2 separate regions of the Homo sapiens genome follow, and region 2 is linked to region 1. A link is an interaction called in ENCODE POLR2A ChIA-PET data of the cell type or tissue named here. Cell type or tissue: endothelial cell of umbilical vein. All regions are shown on one strand. Links, peaks and the distances in the headings refer to the core of each region. The heading gives the core; the rest is flanking DNA.

Region 1 (2,897 bases), core at 259-2,758:
GCCTGTAATCCCAGCACTTTGGGAGACCGAGGTGGGCAGATCACAAGGTCAGGAGATCGAGACCATCCTGGCTAACAAGGTGAAACCCCGTCTCTACTAAAAAAATATGAAAAATTAGCCAGGCGTGGTGGCAGGCGCCTGTAGTCCCAGCTACTCGGGAGGCTGAGGCAGGAGAGTGGCGTGAGCCCGGGAGGCGGAGCTTGCAGTGGGCCGAGATCGCGCCACTGCACTCCAGCCCGGGCAACTGAGCAAAACTCCATCTCAAAAAAAAAAAGAAAGAAAGAAAAAAAAGAAAGAAAATGCGTGTCTCTGCATGAGGGCCTGTGTGTGGGCACCAGGCTCTGGCTTCTGGAGGTGAACAAATCAAAGTGGACTCAGGTGTTTCCTGGACATGAGTGTGTACTCTCAGGCGTGGGCTTATTCCCACCCCGTGGATGTCTAGAATGTCGTTTCCCAGGATCTTTTTGTTGTTTGAAGATGTGCAAATGTCTGGTATGCAGAGTAGAGACATTCAGTACATATTTGCAAAATGATGTGTTCGTGTATTCACTCATTTGTCCACTCAGCAAATATTCACCAAGTGCCAACCAGCTGTGGGGTGCTGGAGACGCACAGTGAGCAAAGCAGACAAGCATCTCTTTCCTGTCACCGCTATGGGTGAATTACCGCTGGGCCATTGCCTGTGCTGCACGGTTCATGTGCCAGGGTGACCCTGCACGTGTTCATGAGCACACCCGTTTGTAGGTGGGGTACAGAACTCACATCAGCATGGCCCATGCACGTGTGCACACATATACATGCACACCCGTGTGTGCGCACAGGTTCACCGGCGACTCTTGTGCAGGCTGGGCCTCGCCCGTCCTTGGCATTGCCTGCCTGCCCCGCCCATCTTCCGAAAGTGCCAGGGGCCAGGTGGGGCCAGGCGGGCCCGGAAACCTCTCCCAGCTGCTGTGCCCAGTTTCAGGGAAGCCAAGGTCTGGCGCCCTGCCCGTGGAGACTGCCTACCCTTGCACCTGCTTCCCGGGCTTCCGGGAAGGGCCTGGAGGCCCAGCCCCCAGCCCTGCTAGCCTGAATCCACCACCCAGAGGCACACAGCAGAGAGGGAATGCAGCCCCCTTTCCCCCCACACCTTGGAGCCCTTCAAAGTCAGAACCAGAAGAGACTCCAGCAGGGCAGAGTCTCTTACCCAGGTGGGGTAAACTGAGGTGCACACAAAGGGCCCAGAGAAAGGGGCTGCACACAGATGAGTTCCCTGCACTCTACTCCCACCCCAAATCAGCACGTGCAGGCTTCCACAGTTTGAGTACTGGCACCTCATGGATCTCTGTATACCGCGGGTATTCACAGGCCTCGGGGCTCTGTGGAGTGAGCATTGGAGCTTAGAAATATTTGCATTTCCCTAGTGGGAACACGCAGTGCAGGTCAGAGTGCAGGTGTGCACACCAGGGTCTTAGACACATGTGGGTGCTTGTGCTTGCATGGACAAGGCTGTTTGTGCCGGGCACCATGGCTCACATGCCTGTAATCCCAGCAGTTTGGGAGGCTGAGACAGGCAGATCACCTGAGGTCAGGAGTTCGAGACCAGCCTGGCCAACATGGTGAAATGCCGTCTCTATTAAAAATACAAAAATTAGCCGGGCGTGGTGGCAGGTGCCTGTAATCCCAGCTACTCGGGAGGCTGAGGCAGAAGAATTTCTTGAACCCAGGAGGTGGAGGTTACAGTGAGCTGAGATTGCGCCATTGCACTCCAGCCTGGGGCACAAGAGCGAGACTTCATCTCAAAAAAAAAAAAAAAAAAATGAGGCTGGGCACGGTGGCTCACCCCTGTAATCCCAGCACTTTGGGAGGCCGAGGCAAGTGGATCACCTGAGGTCAGGAGTTCAAGACCAGCCTGGCCAACATGGTGAAACCCCATCTCTGCTAAAAATACAAAACTAAAAATACAATACAAGCTGGGCGTGGTGGCGCGCGCCTGTAGTCCCAGCTACTCAGGAGGCTGAGACAGGAGAATCGCTTGAGCCTGGGAGGGGGAGGATGCAGTGAGTTGAGATCGTGCCACTGCACCCCAGCCTGGGCGACAGAGCAAGATTCCATCTTAAAAAAAAAAAAAAAAAAAAAAAAAGACAAAAAGACAAGGCCGTTTGGGAGTGTGGGAGCTTGGGGGCTCCTCACATGAATGTTTGTCAGTGGGTGCCTGTGCACGGTGGGTGTTTGCACGAGTGCAGGTGCAGGTGTTTGCATGTAGGTGGATGCCTGCACACAGTCGGTTTTGTATGTATCTGGGTGTCTGCACGCAGTAGGCATTGCGGCCAGGTGGGGCTCTGCACACAGTGGGCTTTGCATGGAAGAGAGGTGCTGCATACAGTAAGCCCAGCGCGAAGACAGCGATCTGCACACAGTGGACGTCTGCACGCAGGAGAGGGGCTGCACCCTGTAGGCACTGCAAGAAGGTAGGGCTCTGCACACAGTAGGCCTTGCATGCAAGAAAAGGGTCACACACAGCAGGCGTTTGCACGCAGGAGAGGGGCCGCACACAGTAGGCATTGCAGGCAAATGGGGTTCTGCACACAGTAGGCTTTGCATGGAAGGGGGGTGCGGCGCACAGTAGGCCCTGCACGAAGACGGAGATCTGCACACAGCGGGCGTTTTCACACAAAAGACGGGCTGCGCACAGTAGGCCCGGCTGCACGCGTCCAGTGCCGGCCCAGCGGAGAGTAGCGGCTGCAGCCCCGTGCAGCTGAGCACGCACCCGGTTCCTGTGCCACCGCGGCCCCAGGCTCTTCTGCGCCCGACCGGGCAGGTCAGGCGGCTCCGCCGGGGCGTGGGGCGGGCGGCCGGGCAGGGAGGCTATTCCGGGCCCTGGCGCAGTGCCCGAGCCCTGCGCGCCAGGCCGCCCG
Region 2 (2,897 bases), core at 160-2,659, 650 kb after region 1:
AGAGGCTGCAGGGCTCCTGGATGCTTTTAGTCCTCTGTGCCTGACGGGGAGCACAGGAGTCCCAGAAACACCCACTGGGAAATGTCCTTTGGGGACAGAAAAGGCCCTGGGATGAGGAGGAGCTGAGAGCTGGACTCTTTTTTTTTTTTTTTGGAGATAGAGTCTCGCTCTGTCGCCCTGGCTGGAGTGCAGTGGCGTGATCTTGGCTCACTGCAACTTCCGCTGCTGGGTTCAAGTGATACTTTTGCCTCAGCCTCCCGAGTAGCTGGGATTACAGGAGCACGCCGCCACGCCCAGCTAATTTTTTGTATTTTAGTAGAGACAGAGTTTCACCGTGTTGCCCAGGCTGGTCTCAAACTCCTGAGCTCAAGGCAGTCCGCCCGCCTCAGCTTTCCGAAGTGCTGGGATTATAGGCGTGAGCCACCGTGCCCAGCTGCTGATTTTTGTATTTTTAGTAGACACAGGGTTTCACCATGTTGCCCAGGCTGGTCTCGAACTCCTGGGCTCAAGAGATCCACCAGCCTTGTCCTCCCAAGTGCTGGGGTTACAGGCGTGAGCTACCGTGCCCGGCTGAGAGCTGGACTCTTAACTTACTCTGTGTGGACCATGAAAGTGGCTCACAGCCAAGGTGGGCTCTTGGCAGGGATGGAGAGGCATAGGGGGAGAAGGTCCCGCTGGCTCCTCCCTGCCGGTTCTTGTCCTTTGCCATTTGTACCCTTCTGTTTCAGTTTTTTTTTTTTTTTGAAAAGGAGTCTCGCCCTGTCACCCAGGCTGGAGAGCAATGTCACGATCTCGGCTCACCGCAACGTCCGCCTCCCGAGTTCAAACGATTCTCCTGCCTCAGCCTCCCGAGTAGCTGGGATTACAGGCGTGAGCTACTGCGCCCAGGCATGGGATTACCTGGGATTACAGGCATGTGCCACCACAGCTGGCTAATTTTGTATTTTTTTAAGTAGAGACAGGATTTCTGCATGTTGCTCAGGCTGGTCTCGAACTCCCAACCTCAGGTGATCCGCCCGCTTCGACTTTCCAAAGTGCTGGGATTACAGGTGTGAGCCACCACGCCCAGCTGGTTTTTTTTTTTTTTTTTGAGATGGAGTTTCGTTCTTGTTGCCCAGGCTGGAGTGCGGTGGCGCCATCTCAGCTCACTGCAGACTCCACCTTCCGGGTTCAAGCAATTCTCCTGCCTCAGCCTCCTGAGTAGCTGGGGTTATAGGCACCCCCACACCCGGCTAATTTTTTGTAGTTTTAGTAGGGACGGGGTTTCCCCATGTTGGCCAGGCTGGTCTCAAACTCCTCACCTCAAATCATCCACCTGCCTCGGCCTTGGGCTCAGCCTCCCAGAGCGCGGGGATTAGAGCCGTGAGCTACTGCGCCCAGCCTGTTTCTACATTGTTTTGAAAGGCAGTGACCTCTGTCCTGGTTACCGTCCCTGTCCCCTAGCCTCGAGCTGTAAGCCTTGGGACAGCAGCGCGTCCAGTCATGGCATGTGGGGACGGCCGCCCCATGAGGTGAATAAATGCCCAGGACGCCCCAGAGAGCAGAGCTGGTGGTCCCCGGTCAGGCCGGGACCTTTTTCTTTTTCTCCCCTGGACCCTGCCGTGTGGCTCCACCTGCTGGGCGGTCCTGGCACTGCACACTGCGCTGTCGAGGTGGGGAGGGCGGTGCCTTGGAGCAGAGGGGAGGCTCGGATCGCAGCCCTGGGGGTCGAGGAGAACCCTGGGGGCAGTGGGGTAGACCCCAGGTGCCGCTGCTGCAGGCACAGCCCAGCCTCCACAGCAAGCTCTGAGACCTGGGTGGAGTCTGGTGTGGGGGGTGGGGCAGAGCTGGGCCACCTTGGATTTCAGAGAGGGTATTGGAAGCTGCTGGGTGGTGGAGGTCCAGGCCCCCGGCACTGGCTGGACTTTTCCTCGAAGCCCTCTCCAGGTGACCCTGTTTCTGCCCCGTGTGGTCTAGGAGCTGTGGGACCTCCTCTGGGTGCAGAGTGCTGGTCCCTTTGCCTCTGAGCAGCGGGTTCCTATCTGTCCAGTGGGCTGTGCATGGAGGGCCCCGGGCGCCCGCATGTCCAAGGATGGGGCTGGAGGACGTCCCACTGTGAGGGTTGGAGGGGAGGCCCCAGGAGCAGGGACCCCCAGAGTGGACGTATGGCCATTTGTGGGGACCTTATGGTTACTCTGCCGTCCGCAGGAGGTGGACTTCAGGGGTGCTGTCCTCCAGACCCCTCTTCCCAGAGGGTCTGTTATGGGATGGGCGCTCCCGTGGACACAACCAGCCCCTGCCTTGCGCTTCGCGAGGGTCAGCCCCGTGCCTTCTCTGCCGCTGTGGCTGTTTTGGGAATGTCCTCTTCTGTCTCCACCTTCAAAGCCTCAGGCCGCCCAGATGGCTCCCCCAGGGGCTAGGTTGGGGGTAGTCTTGCTTATCTCATGCCGCAGTGTCAGGCTTATCTTTTTTGTCCAGCTAAGCCCCAGGCGGGAGGGACTGTCTGTTTCCATCTGGGGTCTCTGCCTGGCCTGTTCTGGGCCAGCATGCGGGGCCCACTGCCTGGGCTGGAGGGGCCAGTCCTGCTGATGCCTGGTTGCGTTGAGAGCCCTGCGGGCCCACCGAACGGTGTCCGGAGCAGGGGCTGGGCCTGCCGGGTTCTTTTTTTTTTTTTTTTTTTTTTTTGAGACAGTCTTGCTCTGTTGCCCAGGCTGCAGTGCGATGGCGTAATCTTGGCTCACCGCAGTCTCCGCCTCCCGGGTTCAAGTGATTCTCCTGTCTCAGCCTCCCAAGTAGCTGGGACTATAGGCGCCTGCCGCCACGCCCGGCTAATTTGTGTTTTCTTAGTAGAGACGGGGTTTTACCTTATTGTCCAGGCTGGTCTCGAACTCCTGACCTCAGGTGATCCACCCGTCTCG

Evidence for each region. ChIA-PET counts read pairs that join two places held together with the same protein. Peaks named below come from ENCODE experiments on the same cell type or tissue, not always from the same donor. Only the 100,000 strongest peaks of a DNase experiment are listed, where the experiment ranks them.
Region 2: POLR2A ChIA-PET joins it to region 1 with 8 read pairs; 1 of 35 experiments calls an interaction of 5 or more read pairs at or near these places.

The regions. Positions count from the first base shown.
Region 1 is chr19:2,489,342-2,492,238 of GRCh38, reverse strand. It overlaps LOC124904614 (a long non-coding RNA gene), which reads left to right. Exons shown (of 2, transcript XR_007067090.1): 2 at 1-533. Among named protein-coding and RNA genes, the nearest start is that of GADD45B, 15 kb to the right of the region's middle. RefSeq lists an enhancer at 877-1,378 and silencers at 2,755-2,854, 2,875-2,897. In endothelial cell of umbilical vein, for the core only: no CTCF peak of the experiment used is centred there; no DNase peak of the experiment used is centred there; H3K4me3 peaks cover 227 bases; H3K27ac peaks cover 885 bases.
Region 2 is chr19:1,836,511-1,839,407 of GRCh38, reverse strand. All of the region lies in intron 1 of REXO1 (RNA exonuclease 1 homolog), which reads left to right. Among named protein-coding and RNA genes, the nearest start is that of REXO1, 11 kb to the left of the region's middle. RefSeq lists an enhancer at 1,355-2,349. In endothelial cell of umbilical vein, for the core only: a CTCF peak has its summit at 1,625 (motif pointing left); a DNase peak (open chromatin) is centred at 1,587.